Regions from separate parts of the Homo sapiens genome. Here regions 1 and 3 are each linked to region 2. A link is a loop called in an ENCODE intact Hi-C map of the cell type or tissue named here. Cell type or tissue: CD4-positive, alpha-beta T cell. All regions are shown on one strand. Links, peaks and the distances in the headings refer to the core of each region. The heading gives the core; the rest is flanking DNA.

Region 1 (6,134 bases), core at 733-5,732, 110 kb after region 2:
ACTGAGTCTGATGTGTGAGCCCGGCCTAGCCCCTGGCTACTAGGAGGACGGCAGCTATGCCCAGCAGGTACCAGGGGGAGGTGGTATCTATACTCTTGGGGAGTCTCATGGTTCCCCATCATATCCCAGACTGCAGGGCTGGCTGAGGCTCTCCTTGACGCCTGGGCAGGGTCTGGTGGGGTCAAAGCTTCCGTGAAGGAAGAACCCCATCTGGGGCAGGGCGGGTGACCGAGATAGAGGGGTCTACAGTCTCTTCAAGGGGGCCTGCTTTATCTGCAGTTTGCGTATTCTCACTTCTCCACTCATGTTCTATTTATCTTGAAAGGGACTAGGAAAGGATGACATAATTACAGGCAACTCTAGGCAGAGGGGGTCTCGAGGGCCATTTTCCATGGTCCTGTTCCTGGACTTAGGGTTTCTGTGTTGCCTTCCAAATCAGGGCATCCTAGGGCCGGCTCCTAAACTGTCTGCCTCCATGAAGGCCGCCTTATATGGTTCTTCCTGATTTGTACCTGGAGGTGAGCTTGGAGACTGTCTTATCTGGTCTCATGTTGCTAGTTGGGTCTGTAGGGCAGGGGGTTGATACTCCTCTTGACTTGAGACCACCCTCGGCCTTAGCAGAAGGCCAGCCCCCCATGGAACAGAAGAGATAGGGTGGCAGCTCTGCCTGGCAGATGAGAGGAAGGCCCTTCAGCCTTGAGGCCTTCAGAGGGATCATCCCTTTGGCCCTCTGCTTATCCTCCATAACCCAGTGACCCTTAGCATTTCCTCTCGTCTGGCACAGAGACCACAACCTCCCCTCGAGGTCTTCATTGAGTGTTTAGAGAGAGACAGACTGATAGAATTCCAGGAGGACTCCTATCCCCTGCCTTTTTTTGGCCCTAAATAAAGCCATCCACTGTAGGGTTGCCCCTACAATCCACAAAGTCCTTGTCCCTAAGGAGCCATGTTGGTCTTGTCTGTGCCGGGGGTAGTCATAGCTGCTATTCTTCGCTGTGGCTCCATTGTCCCTTCTTTCCCATTTCTGCCGGATGTGGGGACCACAGTCAGGTCAGCAGCCAGGTGCCATCATTTGGGAGCATGTGAGCTTGGATGCTCTGGCCAGGTTTTCATAGCCACCCAGAATGGTCCTGACTTTTCCCGTTGGAGACCATGGAATGGGTCTCCATCTTGACCATCTCTGGGAGCAGGGTGGATGGGAAATCCACTTGAGGGTGGACTTCAAGCAGACACAGAGGGAAGCAGCCTTGGTCAGCACCACAGACCTCGACAGAGCCATGCCTCTGTTCCAGAGGCCTCTCTGTTCCAGGTTCAGGCCCCTGCAGGTTTTAGGGGTAGGTGAAGGCTCCCGGGAGAGGGGGGCCATGTGCCTGCAAGCCTGGGCACGTGCCCGCGGGAGGGGTGAGTACTGAACGTGCTTTGAGTCACTCACTGAGTCATGGCTCAGCCGCCACAGAACATTGTTATAATAACAGACATAGAGAAGAAAAACCTGGCACAAGAAGATAGGAAATTCTGTCTTCACTCCAAACCATGACCAAGAATGGAGATTCCAACACCAGCAAGAATTTGTGATCGCTTAACTTGGGTCATGACCACAATTTCAGCATAGAACATTTGTAATTCAGTTTGATCAATCTTTTCCTAATTTTTATTAAGACTGCAACGAAAGTGTGCCCTCATTATTACATTTTTCACAAACCTGTTAGCATACAAAGGGCCTTTGTTTCTCATTACCACCCGGGGCTCCTTAAGGCGTTTTATGGAGTGATGTGCTTTATTAAAAAGCGTTTTCACCAACTTAAAAGTTGGAATAATTGTCCAAATGGTTACATGACCCAGGAGTTCTATATTTTTATTAATTTTCTGATACTGAAATAATCGTGCTAATTAAGATAACAGCTGAATTTATGCTGATGAATGTTGGAATTCTTAGAAGCCACCTGAAACCTTCCAAATGGTCAGGACCTGGATCCCACTGGCCAGTGCCAACAGGTGACTCTGGGTGGTGCTGGGGGATACAGGGAACCTAGCTGTGTTCTGCTTGGCACCAATGGCTGCTGATGCATGTGTTTCCTCCACCAGGTTCCCTAAGGATGCCACATTGAAGAACAAATACACCCCAAACTACCTAGGTCAGCTGACTGGCGATGTTTTATGGATCTCTCTTTAAAAGTGTTCTGTCGGCCAGGCGCAGTGGCTCACCCCTGTAATCCCAACACTTTGGGAGGCCGAGGCAGGCGGATCATCTGAGGTCAGGAGTTTGAGACCAGCCTGCCCAACATGGCAAAACCCCGTCTCTTCTAAAAATACAAAAAATTAGCCAGGTGTGGTGGCGGGCGCCTCTCATCCCAGCTACTCAGGAGGCTGAGACAGGAGAATCGCTTGAACCCGGGAGGCGGAGGTTGCACTGAGTCGAGATCGCGCCACTGCACTCCAGCCTGGGTGACGAGCAAAACTCCATCTCAAAAAAAAAAAAAAAAAAGTGTTCTCTGTCTTAATTAAGGATGATGGTTTATCCAATTCCAAATGTTTACCAAAAATCTAAGATAAGGATATCACCATGATGTTTGAAAGAGAATTTATGCCCTGGTTGTGATGTTGGGGTTTTATTGATAAGAGTTTCAGTTATCTGGATGATATGTGCACGTGTAAGGAAACAGAATGGTTTGCCAGTTGTCCAGGTGGCCATGAAGAGAACCTCTGGAGGTCTAGGAATGTGAAGCTCAGATTTTGGAAACCTGGTCCGGTGTCCTGGGCCACAGGTAAGTGGCTGAAGCTGGTGGTTTGCTGCCATCTTCTGGCCATAGTGTGGAATTTATCAGAAGCAGCTACCAATGAGGGTGTCTGGAGCTCTATAAATTGCAAGCCTGGGCAAGATAGCCAGACCCCATCTTTACGAAAACTGTTTAAAAATTAGCTGGGCATGGTAGCACACATCTGTAGTCTCAGCTATTTAAGAGGTTGAGGTGGGAGGATTGCTGGACTCCAGGAGTTTGAGGCTGCAGTGAAAGATTATGCCACTCCACTCCAGACTGGGTGACAGTGAGACCCTGTCTCTTCAAAAAAAGAGAGAGAGAAATCACAACAGTGGAATTCAGTAGTGCTGGAGCTTAGTGAGTAATCTTACCCTGTCTTTAACGTGAATTCTGGTTTTAGGGTGAGCTATGTCTTAGGACATAGTTGAGATAACAGTGAGTGACTAGTCAAGAAAACAGCCGGGCACAGTGGCTCACACCTGTAATCCCAGCACTTTGGGAGGCCAAGGTGGGTGGATCACTTGAGGTCAGGAGTTCGAGACCACCCTGATCAACATGGTGAAACCCCATCTCTACTGAAAATACAGAAATTAGCCGGGTGTGATTGTGTGCACCTGTGATCCCAGCTACTGGGGAGGCTGAGGAAGGAAAATCACTTGAACCTGGGAGGCAGAGGTTTCAGTGAGCTGAGATTATGCCACCACACTCCAGCCTGAGCTGAGATTATGCCACCACACTCCAGCCTGAGCTGAGATTATGCCACCACACTCCAGCCTGAGCAGCAGAATGAGACTCTGTCTCAAAAAGAAAACAACAACAACAACAACAAAAAACCAGAAACCACTCTAGGTGTTTCCAATGGAAGGAATTTAAATATAAGGGATTGATTATGAAAGTGTGTGAAGGACAAAAAGGGGAGTAGTTATCCAGCGGTGAGTGACTATAGAAGCCTCTGTCACCTATAAGCTGGCAAAGGGGGCAGCAGTGTTACCCACAGCCTCTGACTGCTGAGTCAGTGGCGCCCGTGGGAAGCCAGGAGCTGCATGCTGGCTGACGCTGCAGGTGCCTGGGAACCTGCTAACCTGGCCCCTCCACCCATGCTGGTGAGTTGGTGCTGCTGGGGCACCTGCTGCCCTAGTGAATGGGTGCCACCAGGAAGAGAGGATTCAAGCCTGTCTTGCTCAAGACCTCCTCCACCACCAGACTTGCCTCAAGATCTCAGGCCCAAGAAGCCCCAGGGAGTGGAGTGACAGGAGCCTTGCTCTGGGAGGCAGGAGACCTGGATTCTAGTTCCTCCTCCTCTCACTGACTGGGCCTCTGGAGAGAAGGGCAGGGACATTCTGGCATGTGGCAGGAGCCACTCTGTGTCATGGGGTTGGATCCCAAGCTGGCACCTGGCAGGATTTAATGAAGAAACATTTATCAAGTGCTGGATCAGTCCAGCTCCTGGCAGGAAACTGACAGCATGTACCAGGAAAGATGCAGCTGGAAGAGAGTTTAATGAGGGGACTACTTACAGAGCTGCAGGCTCTGGGAAGCCAATAAGGGATGGTGAAGCACAGCTGTTACCAGTCCTGGGCTCTAGGGGTAGGGACAGAGTAGTCATCAGGACCAGTGGGGCTGTGGCTAAAGGTGGAAGCTTCAGAGGGAGGATGCTGGGGGAATAATTACCCTGGCCTCTTGTTCCTCCCCACTGCCCAGACTCCTGCCAGCCCGTCCCGTTGGCCAAGCCACCTGAAAGCCAGAGGGCAGGGGAGCCTGAATGGCAGGGCAGCCTCTGGACTGCTGAGTGGTGAAGAAGTGGGCAGAAAACTGCCTCTGGCCTGAGGACCTGCTGTCCTGGGAGGCACCTAGCAGGTGCTTTGTCATTCAAGGCCACAAGGTCACGGCCATAGCAGTACTTGGTTTCCAGCCCCCTGGCTTGCAGAATTTTCCACCGCACTCCATGCCCTAGTGCTCCTTGGGCGGTGCTGCACTGTCCACCTGAAGGACCTTGGAAACACCAAATTTTGGGGGCTGACTGGGCCTCTTCACCTTATCTCCAGGTTGGGTGGGATGCTGGGTGTGCAAATAGGGACCCAAGGAAGACTCCACACTACAGGCTGTGTCTACAGCTTCATCTCAGGGCAGAAGTCAGCAGGGCCAGGCACAGACCCATCCGGAGCTGGGGGAGGGGCAGGACGCCTGGTTCTCTACACCCAAAGAAATGTGTGTGGGGCACTCCCAAGCCCCCACGCAGAGACAAACCCTCGCGCCTGCGCCCAGCCCAGGTTGCTGACTGGAGTGGAGGCAGCAGAACTCTGTGTGTGTGTGTGTCTGTGTGTTTGATGTATATGTTTGAAGTGTGTGTGTAGCATTGGGGACAGGCAGAGGCTCTGCTCAATGGGGAATGATGTTCTGGTGGAACACCCCATGGACTTGGAGCTTGAGAAGTGGGCTTTGGCCAGGCCCTGGCACTGACCACCTAGGAACAGTCATCTTTTCCAAGCTTCTGGTTCCTCTTCTGTAAGGTGTGAGTCCCTAACCACCTTTCCAAAGACAGCATCCTGTGCAAGCTGTCACGGGAGGGGGAAGGGCCCTGGTGACCCTCAGGGCCTCTAGAGCCTGTGGGCAAGAGCTGGCCCTCCATGCCAAGGTGCCAGGCCTAACCCTGGTGAAGAGTGACCCAACTGGGCGACTGCCTGAGGCCTCAGAGGAGGACAAGGAGAAGGTGCACAGCAGCAGGGTGCACACCTTGCCCTGGCCTCTCCTAGGGTAGAGGACGGTGTGAGCCCCCAGAGGCTGTCATCCAGCCTGAGAGGTTTCTTGGCTCTTCCTCCCATGCCCAGGGTTCTCCCAGACTGCAGAGCAAGATCCAGGCTCCACACAATGCCAGAGGCCCTGCCTCTATCTTCTCTCTGGCCAGCGGCCCTATCGCTAACCCCACACATGAAGGATACTGCTTTGGCATCATCGTTTGTGAGGGCCAGGCTGGGGAAGGGTGGAGAGAGTGTCCTTCCCTGGGGAGGCTGAACCCAGGGAGATGGAGTGACATGCCCCAAAAACACAGCAAGTGGGACTAGAACCCATGTCTCCAGATGGAACCCCAGGCTCCCACTGCTCCATGCTGTGCAGGTTACACCTCCCACCCTGCCGCTCTCTCCGGGGGCCTCAGTCCACCTCCTGAGCCCATGTCCTCAGTCCATGATTGGACCGGGTCCCTGGGTCCCTTGGAGGACCAGCCAAGCCCAGGTCCTTCTTTGCTTCTTACTCCCCACCCCAGTCTCCTTGTTCTTCAGTCTTTTGCTTTCCCACTGGCTCCCTTCTCACACCTCCCATGGCTGTGCCCATTTCTCCTTTTAACTCTGTCAACTTTTGGATCCTATATTTGAAGCA
Region 2 (6,134 bases), core at 742-5,741:
TGGATGTAGACATGCGTGTGGGCTCCAGTTTCCCAGGGGCATGCTTTGTCCTGATCAGTGCCTAACTTTCACAGGAAAAACTGAGTGAGCCTGGTCAACAATGAAAGGAAAATAACGACTGGGCGCGGTGGCTCACGCCTGTAATCCCAGCACTTTGAGAGGCTGAGGTGGGCGGATCGCAAGGTCAGGAGTTTGAGACCAGCCTGACCAACATGGTGAAACCCTGTCTCTACTAAAAATACAAAAATTAGCTGGGCGTGGTGGTTCGTGCCTGTAATCCCAGCTACTCAGAAGGCTGAGGCAGAAGAATAGCTTGAACCCAGGAGGCGGAGGTTGCAGTTAGCCGAGATCGTGCCACTGCACTCCAGCCTGGCGACAGAGTGAGACTCCGTCTCAAAAAACAAAAAACAAAAAACAAAAAACAAAAAAAAAGAAAAAGACTGAGTGAGGCTGTGATTCAACCAGTATTTTAATCTGGAACACACAGAATCAGCCCTTGGGTTAGATATTGAGCCATCTCAGCCCCATGGCTGCAAGAGGCTCATTTTAGCAGAGTTGAAAAAGTTTTCAGTTTGTGCCTTGTTGCAAGCAGCTAACAACTTGACCTCATCATGCCATTCTCTTTCTTTAAGCTGTTTGGTGCCATTAGAAGCAACCACCACTCATTGTAATTTTCTCTTTTAACAAGCCAAATGAAGCTATGCACAGGGCAAGGTATGAGGGGAGGGGGCACAGAGCTTCCATGTCGTCTCCGAGCACACCAATCTTCCCTGCACCTCAATGTGTTCTCCAACCCAGAAGCTCCCAAACCCCACTATTTAATGATTTTTATGGAGGTTTCATTACAAAGGCATGGTTGATTAAATCATTGGCTATTGGTGATTGAACTCAATCTCTAGCCTCCCTCCGTTCCCCAGAGTTTGGGAGATGTGACTCAAAGTTCCAAAACTCTTATCCTTATTTGGTCTTTCTCTTTCTTTTCTTTTCTTTTCTTTTCTTTTTTTTTTTTTTTTTGGAGACAGAGTTTCACTCTTGTTGCCCAGGCTGGAGTGCAATGGTGCGATCTTGCCTCACCGCAACCTCCGCCTCCCGGGTTCAGGTGATTCTCCTGCCTCAGCCTCCGGAGTAGCTGGGATTACAGGCATGCACCTCCACGCCTGGCTAATTTTTTGCATTTTTAGTAGAGATAGGATTTCTCCATGGCTTGTCTTGAACTGCCAACCTCAGGTGACCCGCCTGCCTCTGCCTCCCAAAGTGCTGGGATTACAGGCGTGAGCCACTGGGCCTGGCAACTTATTTGGTCTTTCAGGCCAATATCGTGAAGCTATCTAGTGGCCCTCTGCTAGGAGTCATCTCATTTGCATCAGAAGGATGGTAAATTCTAAGGGGTTAAGGAGTTCTGTGTGAGGAATGGAGAACTAAAACTAAATATTTAGTTTTTTATCATGCAACACCACCAGCAGTGACTTTACCAGCTCGGTCTCCTCTGCCTGCCACAAGTTGCCAGAGCCCTTTCCTTCCTCAGGCCTGGACTTCCACTGCTTTTAGCTCCAACCAGGCAGATGACAAGTCGGACACCCCCATTTCCCTGGGCATCTGCTACCATTCCTGATGGGGACTAATTTTTTAAAAAAAATTATTTATTTTTTATTTCTCTCTTTCTCTCTGTCTCCCCTTTTTTTATTTTTTTATTTTTTGACAGAGTCTTACTCTGTTACCCAGGCTGGAGTGCAGTGGCACGATCTTGGCTCACTGCAACCTCCACCTCCCAGATTCAGGTGATTCTCATGCCTCAGCCTCCCCAGTAGCTGGGATTACAGGCATGCACCACCACACCCAGCTAATTTTTGTATTTTTAGTAGAGACGGGGTTTCGCCATGTTGGCTAGACTGGTCTGGAACTCCTGACCTCAAGTGATCTGTCCGTTTCAGCCCCCCAAAGTGCTGGGATTACAGGCGTGAGTCACAACGCCCAGCCTAGTTTTCTCTTTTTTTTTTTTTTTTTTTGAAGCAGTCTCGCTCTGTTACCCAGGCTGGAGTGCAGTGGTGCGATCTCGGCTCACTGCAACCTCCGCCTCCTTGGTTCAAGTGATTCTCCCACCTCAGCCTCCTGAGCAGCTGGGATTATAGGTGCACGCCACCACGCCTGGCTAATTTTTTTTGTATGTTTAGTAGAGATGGAGTTTCGCCATGTTGGCCAGGCTAGTCTTGAACTCCTGACCTCAGGTTATCCACCCGCCTCGGCCTCCCAAAGTGCTGGGATTACAGGCTTGAGCCACCTTGTCCAGATGTTTTCTTTTTTTTTTTAGGTTTTTTTTTTTTGAGACAGAGTCTTGCTCTGTTGCCCAGTCTGGAGTGCAGTAGTGCAATCTTAGCTCACTGTAACCTCTGCCTCCTGGGCTCAAGCAATCCTCCCTTGTAGCTGGGAATACAGGCACGCATCACCATGCCCAGCTAATTTTTGTATTTTTTGTAGAGACGGGGTTTTGTCATGTTGCCCAGGCTAGTCTCAAACTCCGCGCTCAAGAGGTATCTGCCTACCTCTGCCTCCCAAAGTGCTGGTATTACAGGCATGAGTCACCACGGTGCCCGGCCCTGGTGAGAACTTCTCTGTCAGTTGGAGGAAACTGACTCTGCCCAACTTAATCAGAAACCCAATTTATGAAAAGCAACTGTGGAGCCCTCAGAGCCAACAAGGCGGCTGGAAAGAAAGGTTCCAAGTCGAAGCAGTATCGTCTCCAGCCCAAACCACAGTGCTACTTTGGCCTGGTGAGCATGCCACTGCTCCTGCCACGAGGGGGAAGCAGGGGCCTTTGTGACTCACACAGCCCTCCCCACAGGTGCAGACTCATGTTTCTGCCAGGACTGCTGCAGCCCTCCATCAAAGCTGGTGGCCAGTACCCCTGACTGACTCCAGGGAGGCTACATCTGATTGGTTGGGGCTGGGCAAAAGCTCTTGCCCTGGGGCAAAGGAATCTGAAAAAGATAATATCTAGCGTGTTCCTCCTCTGATGTGGAGGAAAGGGGACCAGGTGCTGAATGAAGAAGAATGGCAAGGATCCTTGAGCAAGCGTTCCACTGTAGAACTCACCGATCTGGTCCTGCAGTCAGTCCTGGGGCTGGGCTGATGGCCTCATTCTCACCTGGTTACTCTCACCCTGGGCTTTACAAGCATCAGTGGGTGTTGCTTTGCTCCACCAGCCTGATGCAGAGTTCTCACCTACAAACTGTAACCAAGGTCCCAGCAGAACACAGTCATTCTTAACAAACTGGGTATTTGAGGAGAGTTTGATAAAAGTGCTGTTGCACTTTGGGAGGCTGAGGCGGGCAGATTGCTTGAGCCCAGGAGTTCGAGACCAGCCTGGGAAACATGGCAAAAACCCTACTTCTACAAAAAATACAAAAATTAGCTGGGCGTGGTGGTGTGCATCTGTGGTCCCAGTTACTCCAAAGGTTGAGGTGGGAGGATCACCCCAGTTTCCTGGGGAAATTGGGGCCGCAGTGAGCCGTGACTGCACTCCAGCCTGGGTGACAGTGAGACCTTGTCTCAAAAAAAAAAAAAAAAATTGCTGTTTACAGAGCTGTAGGAAGGTTTGGGGAGCCACCTAGCTTTGGTACAGCATCTGGGCCAAGTCCTAGCCTTGGTACAGCATCTGGGCCAAGTTTGGTTTCTGCCTTGGAGGGGTCACTTTCCCCAGGCAACTTGTATTTCCAGGCTTTGCAAGCCTGAGCTGCAGAGACAAAACTCCTCAGACACCGAGTTAAAGAAGGAAGGGGTTTATTTGGCCGGGGGCATCGGCAAGACTCCTGTCTCAAGAGCAGAGTCCCCCGAGTGAGCAATTCCTGTCCCTTTTAAGAGGGTGCTCGTGAGAGGGTCGTGATCGATTGAGCAAGCAGGGGGTACGTGACTGGGGGCTGCATGCACCAGTAATTAGGTCAGAACAAAACAGGATAGGGATTTTCACAGTGCTTTTCTATACAATGTCTGTAATCTATAGATAACATAACTGATTAGGTCAGGGGTCGATCTTTAACTACCAGACCCAGGGTGTGGCGCCGGGCTGTCTGCTTGTGGATTTCATTTCTGCCTTTTAGTTTTTACTTTTTCTTTCTTTGGAGGCAGAAATGGGGCATAAGACAATATGAGGGGTGGTCTCCTCCCTTAGACCCACAGAAAATGCCTGCACACATGGGCACATGCCTGTGAGATGCATGGTTGCGATTTCCAAGCCACTGGGGTGATCCTAGCCTCCACTCACTCCTGCCCATGCACAGCCCTGGGTGGAGCCCAAAACACCCACCAAGCTCAACCATGAGCTGTGGGCAGATAAGAGGGTATGGGAGAGCCAAAGACCAAAAAAGTAGGGAGGAAGAGGCCAGGTGAGAGGCCCCTAAAGGATCTGGGGTTGGGGGCAGCAGAGTAGAGAAGCCAAAGGCAAGCATAGGAGGTGGGAAAGGACAATTCTTTTTTTTTTCATTTTTTTTTTTCGAGATGGAGTCTTGCTCTGTCACCCAGGTTGGAGTGCAATGGCGCGATCTTGGCTCACCACAACCTCTGCCTCCCGAGTTCAAGCGATTCTCCTGCCTCAGCCTCCTGAGTGGCTGGTATTACAGGCATGCACCACCACACCTGGCTAATTTTGTATTTTTAGTAGAGACGGGGCTCTACTGAACATGGAGATGTTGGTCCATGTCTATCCAACATGGAGATGTTGGTCAGGCTGGTCTCAAACTCCCAACCTCAGGTGATCTGCCTGCCTCTGCCTCCCAAAGTGCTGGGATTACAGGTGTGAGCCACTGCACCAGGCCTTGTTTTTCTATTTTTGAGACAGGGTCTTGCTCTGTTGCCCAGACTGGAGTGCAGTGGCACAATCATAACTGCAACCTTCATCTCCTGGGCTCAAATGATCCTCCCACCTCAGCCTCCCAAGTAGCTGAGACCACAGGTGCTTGCTACCATACCCAGCTAATTTTAAAATTTTCTGTAGATATGGGGTCTCCTTATGTTGCCCAGGCTTAGAACAACTCTTAGGAGCTTGGCTGGGGGGCAGGGACTGGAAAACCAAGGAACAAGAAACCAAGCTTGTGGATGGTGCAGAGTGGAATGAGCAACCTTTAGGGAGGCAGAGGGCTGGGCACCCAGGGTGTGGAACACAGGATGGCTCTAGAGCTGGACATGAGGAGCATACACTGGCCATTCTGCAGAAGGGGGACCTAGGCTGCACCCAGCTTTGGAGAGTGGCGCTCAGGAGGCAGAGGTGGGATAACCAGGCTGGGCTGTCAGGGAGGATGTGACTCCAGTCCCTCACTAAGACCCTCCCAGAGGGCATCCTGCCTGGGAACTGTCATATCCCTGCCCCCCACATGTGTATTGAGCACGGTGAGTCTTAAGCCCTTCTTGGCCAGGAGGTGATGGGGGCTTATTGGAGACCCAGGCCTTCCTCTCCCTGTTCTAACACCCTAGCCTGGGAAACTACTGGGAACATCCCAGATTGTCCCCTTGGGTTTCTCTTTGTCCACAGCGATGCCCCCACCTTTAGGTGAGAAATATATGGTGGCACACAGGGTGCACAACCCAGCCTGGGTGCCCCACTAGTGTGACATTTCACGTTTTCTGTCTTGAGTGAAATGTTCTGATTGTGCTAGGTGCAGAGTGGGGGTGGGTCAGGAACTCTGGGCATAAAAGGAAGAATGACTCAACATCCCTGATTCTGCCTGGACCCCTGCCCCGAAGTGAGGGGGCGGAGCCCTGTGTGGGAAGTTGGCCTGGCTGTGTGCCCTGGGAGCTGCCAGTTTCTAGCTCAGTCCTGGCCCACTGCGCCAGCGCTGAGCCTGCCAGGGCTGGGGCTGGGGATCACCTTGGGATGATGGTGTCAGTCCCAGGGGGCAGGAGATCGAGTGTCCTCTGAGCTGGCGACTGGGCCTGTAGAAGGGAACCGGCATTTGTGGAGTGTCTACTGAGTGCCAAGGTCTGCGCTGGGCACTGTCCTCGCACCGCCTCACCTAGTCCTCACGTAGCCCTCGGGCAAGTGAGGATCCGCCGGGACTGCGGCTGGGAGGGATGGCTGTGGCTGTCCCCCAGCCCACACAGTAGGCGCTCAGTGTCAGGGTGCATATTCCCGGGGACGCCCTCCA
Region 3 (6,134 bases), core at 439-5,438, 280 kb after region 2:
GCAAGAAGTCAGGCAATGCAACTTTTTATCACCACTACGGAGAGTTTTTTGTTTTTTTTTTTTTTTTTTTTTTGAGACAGAGTCTCGCTCTGTCACCCAGGCTGGAGTGCAATGGCGCAATCTTGGCTCACTGCAACCTCTGTCTCCTGGATTCAAGTGATTTTCCTGCCTTCACCTCCCAAGTAGCTGGGACTACAAGTGCCCACCACCGCACCCAGCTAATTTTTGTATTTTTAGTAGAGACAGCATTTCGCCACGTTGGTCAGGCTGGTCTCAAACTCCTGATCTTAGGTGTTCCACCCACCTTGGCCTCCCAAAGGGCTGGGATTACAGGCGTGAACCACAGCATCCGGCCTCTGGGGTACTTTTTACTGTAAAAGTAGCCCATTGTTGATTAGACGTGTTCAGGGAATCTAAATATGTAACATAGTCCATCTAAGAATCCTCGAATAGTCTGGCCCATGTCTATTGTGCAGACAGGGATAGCACCCCTGGTTATGCACCCTGGAGTTCCCTTTGTCACCCAACTGTGTAGCTGGCAGTCAGGCACACTTGCCAGACTTCCTTAGCCTCCCGTGCTGGAATCACTATGCCAAATTTGGCGATGCAGTCCTGAGTTGCAGATGGATTACCATGCCTTGTGTGATAGTATGTCCACATGGCCGTGGTCCTTACCTGGCCAGCATGGGTCTGTTTAACTTGTCGATTCCATCGATGTTCATCTTTGAATGGTCGTTTTTCATGGGCAGCCACAAGAGTCATGAACGGGGCTGTGAGTCCAGTGTAGTCTGCTGCCACAGTGTTCATCCCTAAAAAGACCTCAGTCTTTGAGACTTAATCATCAAGATGCCCCACTGCCAGGCACCAGACCACATTGCCAGTCCATCAGCTACTCCCCACCAGTCAGTGAAAATGTTAACAAGATGAATTGTAGGAGATATTTTCCAGAGCAAACACCACAACCCAGAGCTCTGCTCTCTCTCTTACTCTCTCTCCCCTTTTCCATTGCAGTTTAAAACAGATTTCCGGCTGGGTGCGGTGTCTCACGCTTGTAATCCCAGTAATTTCGGAGGCCGAAGTGGGTGGAACACCTGAGGTCGGGATTTTGAGACCAGCCTGACCAACATGGTGAAATCCCGTCTCTACTAAAAATACAAAATTAGCCGAGCGTGGTGGTGGGTGCCTGTAATCCCAGCTACTCAGGAGGCTGAGGCAGGAGAATTGCTTGAACCTGGGAGGCGGAGGTTGCAGTGAGCCGAGATTGTGCCATTGCACTCCAGCCTAGGCAAGAAGAGCAAAACTCCATCCCCCCCAAAAAAAAACAAACCGATTTCCTGGAGGCTGAACAGCTGCAGTGGCCCAATGCACCCCATCAGCCTTTAACAGAGCTGATGTGTCCCTGAATCAGGCCCAGGCATTTTCAGAAACAGTGGTGTACCAAAGCCCCCAGGAAGCTCTGGCACAGAACCCCACATTTGAGACAGCCATATCTAGAAGGTGACTAGCCACTTTTTCCTGCACGTGTTAAACTGTTAAGGGAGGAGACAACCCCTTATACTGTCTTATGCCCAATTTCTGTCTCCAAAGAAAAAAGAAGTGAAAACTAAAAGGCAGAAATGAAATCCACAGGCAGACAGCCTGACACCATGCCCTGGGCCTGGTAGTTAAAAATCAACCCCTGACCTGCTTGTGTTATCTATAGATTCCAGACATTGTATGGAAAAGCATCGTGAAAATCCCTGTCCTGTTCTGTTCGGTTCTGATTACCAGTACATGCAGCCCCCTGTCATGTACCTGCTGCTTGCTCAATCGATCGATCACGACCCTCTCACATGGACCCCCTTAGAGTTGTAAGCCCTTAAAAGGGACAGGAATTGCTCACTTGGGGAGCTCGGTTTTTGGAGACATAAGTCTGCCGACGCTCCCGGCCAAATAAAGCCCTTTCCTTCCTCAACTCTGTGTGTGAGGGGTTTTGTCTGCGGCTCTTCCTGTTACACTCTTAGTTTATTTCTTTTCTGGGAAAAATCCGTTTTGTTGGTGTTTTCATTTTTGACCCTCTCATGGATGTCAGGGCATAATAACACCTGCTGTTGCTTTGTTAGTCTCTCAATGTCCACTAACAGCCAATAACAAGCCAATAATTTCCTCTCAAAAAGGATATACCTGGTAGTGGCATCAGACAAATGCTTTATCCACGTCCACAGGGGGATCATTGCTTAGCGGCTACATCTTTTTGCCACAGGCTCCAGTCTGCATACTTACCAGTCACCCACACTCTTAATGTTAAGGCTCTTTGGGACTAATTGGCTGAGTGGGAGGGCAGTCCACACAGGGTGTCGGGTTTCCTTTAGCACTTCTGCCTCTCCTGGCTCTTTAGTGGGTAGAGTGCCCCCGCACCGTCCCAGCCTTGTATTATATGCTGCTTTACTGCCATCGTGTGGCCTGGTGGGCTCCCAATTGTGCACTTGTCCCACTGCCACTGTCCTAACAGTGGCCTTTCCCCATTGGGAGCATCCCTTGAGGTCAGGACAAATATCACTCATACTGAAAGCATCTATTTCCACGATACATTCGGCAGGATCAGCTACTTGGGTCTGTGAAATGTCCATTGAATAAAACGTAACAGATTAGTTTCAAGGGCCACAGTGGGGCCAGAGTCAACTGAATGGACGGAAACGCTTTAAAACCTGAATAAAGGAAAAACCTGGGAAGAAAAGTACAGCCATTAGCCTGGAGTGGGTGGAGGTCAAAGATCGCTGCAGATGCAGGTGGGGACAGACTCCTGTGTAGTATGACCAGTTTTTTACTAGAAGATAAATGGGCCAGCTTTTGACAGGAGTTACAAGTTTGGCATGCAGCAGTAGTGTTAATACTGGGAACACAGAGTTCTTACTTTGTAAGAGGCAGCAATTGTTCTTTGACTGCCGGAGAGATTAGCCTTGTGAATCCACCCATGTTGTTTCAAGAAATTTTAATTGGCAAGCAGTCCTCTGAGTTTTGTTGGGGTTTACCAGTCACCCATGCTGACTGCTGTTAACACAGAAAGTAGACATTTCTGGCTTGCCAATGAACAGAACATCATTTATAGCATTGGACATCAAAGCAATTTTCTCTAACATTTTATGAGCATTTAAGGTTCAAAGATGTAATACACTGTTAATACCAATTATACATTTTTACACACAATGAATCCACCCAAACCACATAGTTAATTTGACTTTTTTTCTCTGCACTGCAAGTTTTGTCCAAACTCTATCAAGTCCTTTTTTTGCAAAAACACAGTTTTACACAGGCACTCCAGCTGCCAGGAGACCACCTTATCTCCTCAGCTGGGAGTTCAGGGAATGCAGGGCAATGCAGAGGAGGCAGGCCCCCAAGGAGGTTTTTATTCTTTAAAGCAGCTGAGATCTGGAGTGAAAACAATAGAGAGATCAGGGAATATGCATGCACCAGTAGGCATAGTTTTGCACTTACTGTTGGTTTTAAGTGTCTGTGATGGTTATGTGGTTTTATTTTTATTTATTTTATTTACTTTATTTTTTTTTGAGACGGTGTCTTGTTCTGCCACCCAGCCTGGAACATAATGGCATGATCTCGGCTCACTGCAACCTCCACCTCCAGGGTTCAAACGATTCTCCTGCCTCAACCTTTCGAGTAGCTGGTACTACAGGCGCGTGACACCACGCTCGGCTAACTTTTGTATTTTTAGCAGAGACAGGGTTCCACCACGTGGGCCAGGCTGGTCTCGAACTCCTGACCTCAAATGATTCGCCTGCCTCGGCCTCCCAAAGTGCTGGGATTACAGGCATAAGCCATCGTGCCAGGCCATTTTTTTCTAATTAATTAATTTTTTTTTTTTTGAGACAGACTCTTGCTCTGTCTCCCAGGCTGGAGGGCAGTGGCACAATCTCGGCTCACTGCAAACTCTGCCTCCCAGGTTCAAGCAATTCTCCTGCCTCTGCCTCCCGAATAACTGGGATTACAGGTTATTTTTAGTAGTGGGGTTTCGCCATGTTGGCAAGGCTGGTTTAGAACTCCTGACCTCAGGTGATCCACCCACCTCTGCCTCCTAAAGTGCTGGGATTATAGGTGTGAGCCACCATGCCCAGCCGGTTAAGTGGCTTTAGAGTATACAACTAAACCCTTTAGGGCCAAGGCAGAAAGCCACATATCTCACCAGAACCCTCCCAGGAGATATAGGGAGGCAAGTTGGAAGTGGCCTAGGGGAGCAGCTACTCACAAGCTTCTAGGCTCTCATGTCCCAGGAAGGACCACAGGGAATTCTGCCAAGATTCAGATTAACTGTGGTTCAAGCTGGACGTGGTGGCTTACACCTATAATCCCAGCACTTTGAGAGGCTGAGGTGGATGGATCACCTGAGGTCAGGGTTCAAGACCAGCCTGGCTTACATAGTGAAACTCCGTCTCTACTAAAAATACAAAAAATCAGCTGGGCGTGGTGGCAGGCGCCTGTAATCCCAGCTACTTGGGAGGCTGAGGCAGGAGAATCACTTGAACCTGGGAGGCAGAGGTTGCAGTGAGCTGAGACCATGCCACAGCACTCCAACCTGGGCCACAGAGCAAGATTCCATCTCAAAAAGAAAAAAAAAATGTGGTTCAAAACTTGCCTGCATGGCCTATGTGGATATGTGCAAGGTCACCAGGATGTTGTGTTGAAGCTGTTCCCCAAAGATATCAGATACCACATAGTCTCCAAAACTCCACTTAAGAGCTATTTAGAGAGAGAAAAAAATATATCTTACCTCACAGACCCACTGAAAGTCTCACGTTGCCCCCAGGGGTTCCCAGACAATACCTGGAGAACAGCTGCTCTATGCTGTAGACCAAGGGGCAGAATGGCTGGTTCACAGGTGTACATATATTCATATTTATTAGGTACTTCCAAATGGCTCCCCAGGATGGCTCCACCCTCCACAACTTTATCAATGCTCAGGATTGTCAAGGCTTTTTAATGTGTCTTAATTTTTAAAAAAATTTTTTAGAGATGGGGGTCTCGCTATGTTACCCAGGCTGTTCTAAAACTCCCGAGCTCAAGTGATCTTCCTGCCTCAGCCTCCCAAGTAGCTGGGACTACAAACACATATTACCATGCTTGGCATGTGTCTTGATTTTATAATCAGAAAATAGAACAGTATTTAAAAAATATGTCAGGCTGGGCGCGGTGGCTCATGCCTGTAATCCCAGCACTTTGGGAGGCAGAGGCGGGTAGATCACGAGGTCAGGAGATTTCCATCCTGGTTAACACAGTGAAACCTCATCTCTACTAAAAATACAAAAAATCATCTGGGTGTGGTGGCAGGCACCTGTAGTCCCAGCTACTCAGGAGGCTGAGGCAGGAGAAGGGCGTGAACCCAGGAGGCGGAGCTTGCAGTGAGCCGAGATGGCGCCACTGCACTCCAGCCTGGGCGAGAGTGCGAGACTCCATCTCAAAAAAAAAAAAAAATATGTCGGGGTTGGGAAATAATTATTTCAATAAAAGGTGCTGGGTCAATTAGATATCCGTATGAAAAAAGAAAAAAAGAAACTTGATCTCTACCTCACATCATCAACAGAGGTGATCTCACCAACATAATATGAAGAGAGAGAAGCCAGGAAAAAGAATATGTATCATATCATTCCACTTATTTAAAGTTCAAAATCAAGTCTGGGCGTTGTGGCTCACGCTTGTAATCACAGCACTTTGGGAGGCCAAGGCGGGCGGTTCACCCAAAGTCATGAGTTCAAGACCAGCCTGACCAACATGGAGAAACCCCGTCTCCACTAAAAATACAAAATTAGGTCGGGAACGGCGGCTCACACCTGTAATCCCAGCACTTTGAGAGGTCAAGGTGGGTGGATCATGAGGTCAGGAGATCAAGACCATCCTGGCTAATACGATGAAACTCTGTCTCTACTAAAAATGCAAAAAATTAGCCAGGTGTGATGGCACGCGCCTGTAGTCCCAGCTACTTTGGAGACTGAGGCAGGAGAATTGCTTGAACCTGGGAGGCTGAGGTTGCAGTAAGCCCACACTGCACCACTGCACTCCAGCCTGGGCAACAGAGCGAGACTCTGTCTCAAAAAAAAAAAAAAAAATTAGCCAGCGTGGTGGTGCATGCCTGTAATCCTAGCTAC

Evidence for each region. Hi-C counts contacts between places; a loop is a spot of excess contacts. Peaks named below come from ENCODE experiments on the same cell type or tissue, not always from the same donor. Only the 100,000 strongest peaks of a DNase experiment are listed, where the experiment ranks them.
Region 1: it touches region 2 in a loop (9-fold over the local background); 13 of 110 quality-filtered maps call a loop at or near these places.
Region 3: a loop joins it to region 2, with 3 times the contacts of the local background. A loop is called at or near these places in 2 of 110 quality-filtered maps.

What each region holds. Positions count from the first base shown.
Region 1 is chr3:48,397,721-48,403,854 of GRCh38, reverse strand. It overlaps PLXNB1 (plexin B1), which reads left to right. Exons shown (of 38, transcript NM_001130082.3): 38 at 1. Among named protein-coding and RNA genes, the nearest start is that of FBXW12, 29 kb to the right of the region's middle. In CD4-positive, alpha-beta T cell, for the core only: CTCF peaks have their summits at 2,569 and 2,774 (motif pointing left); a DNase peak (open chromatin) is centred at 2,784.
Region 2 is chr3:48,504,464-48,510,597 of GRCh38, reverse strand. It overlaps a transcript of SHISA5 not described here. Among named protein-coding and RNA genes, the nearest start is that of SHISA5, 3.4 kb to the right of the region's middle. RefSeq lists an enhancer at 5,339-5,892. In CD4-positive, alpha-beta T cell, for the core only: a CTCF peak has its summit at 2,758 (motif pointing right); a DNase peak (open chromatin) is centred at 2,807; H3K4me3 peaks cover 89 bases; H3K27ac peaks cover 692 bases.
Region 3 is chr3:48,229,147-48,235,280 of GRCh38, reverse strand. No RefSeq gene overlaps it. Among named protein-coding and RNA genes, the nearest start is that of CAMP, 8.7 kb to the right of the region's middle. RefSeq lists an enhancer at 5,595-6,094. In CD4-positive, alpha-beta T cell, for the core only: CTCF peaks have their summits at 2,212 and 2,418 (motif pointing left); a DNase peak (open chromatin) is centred at 2,420.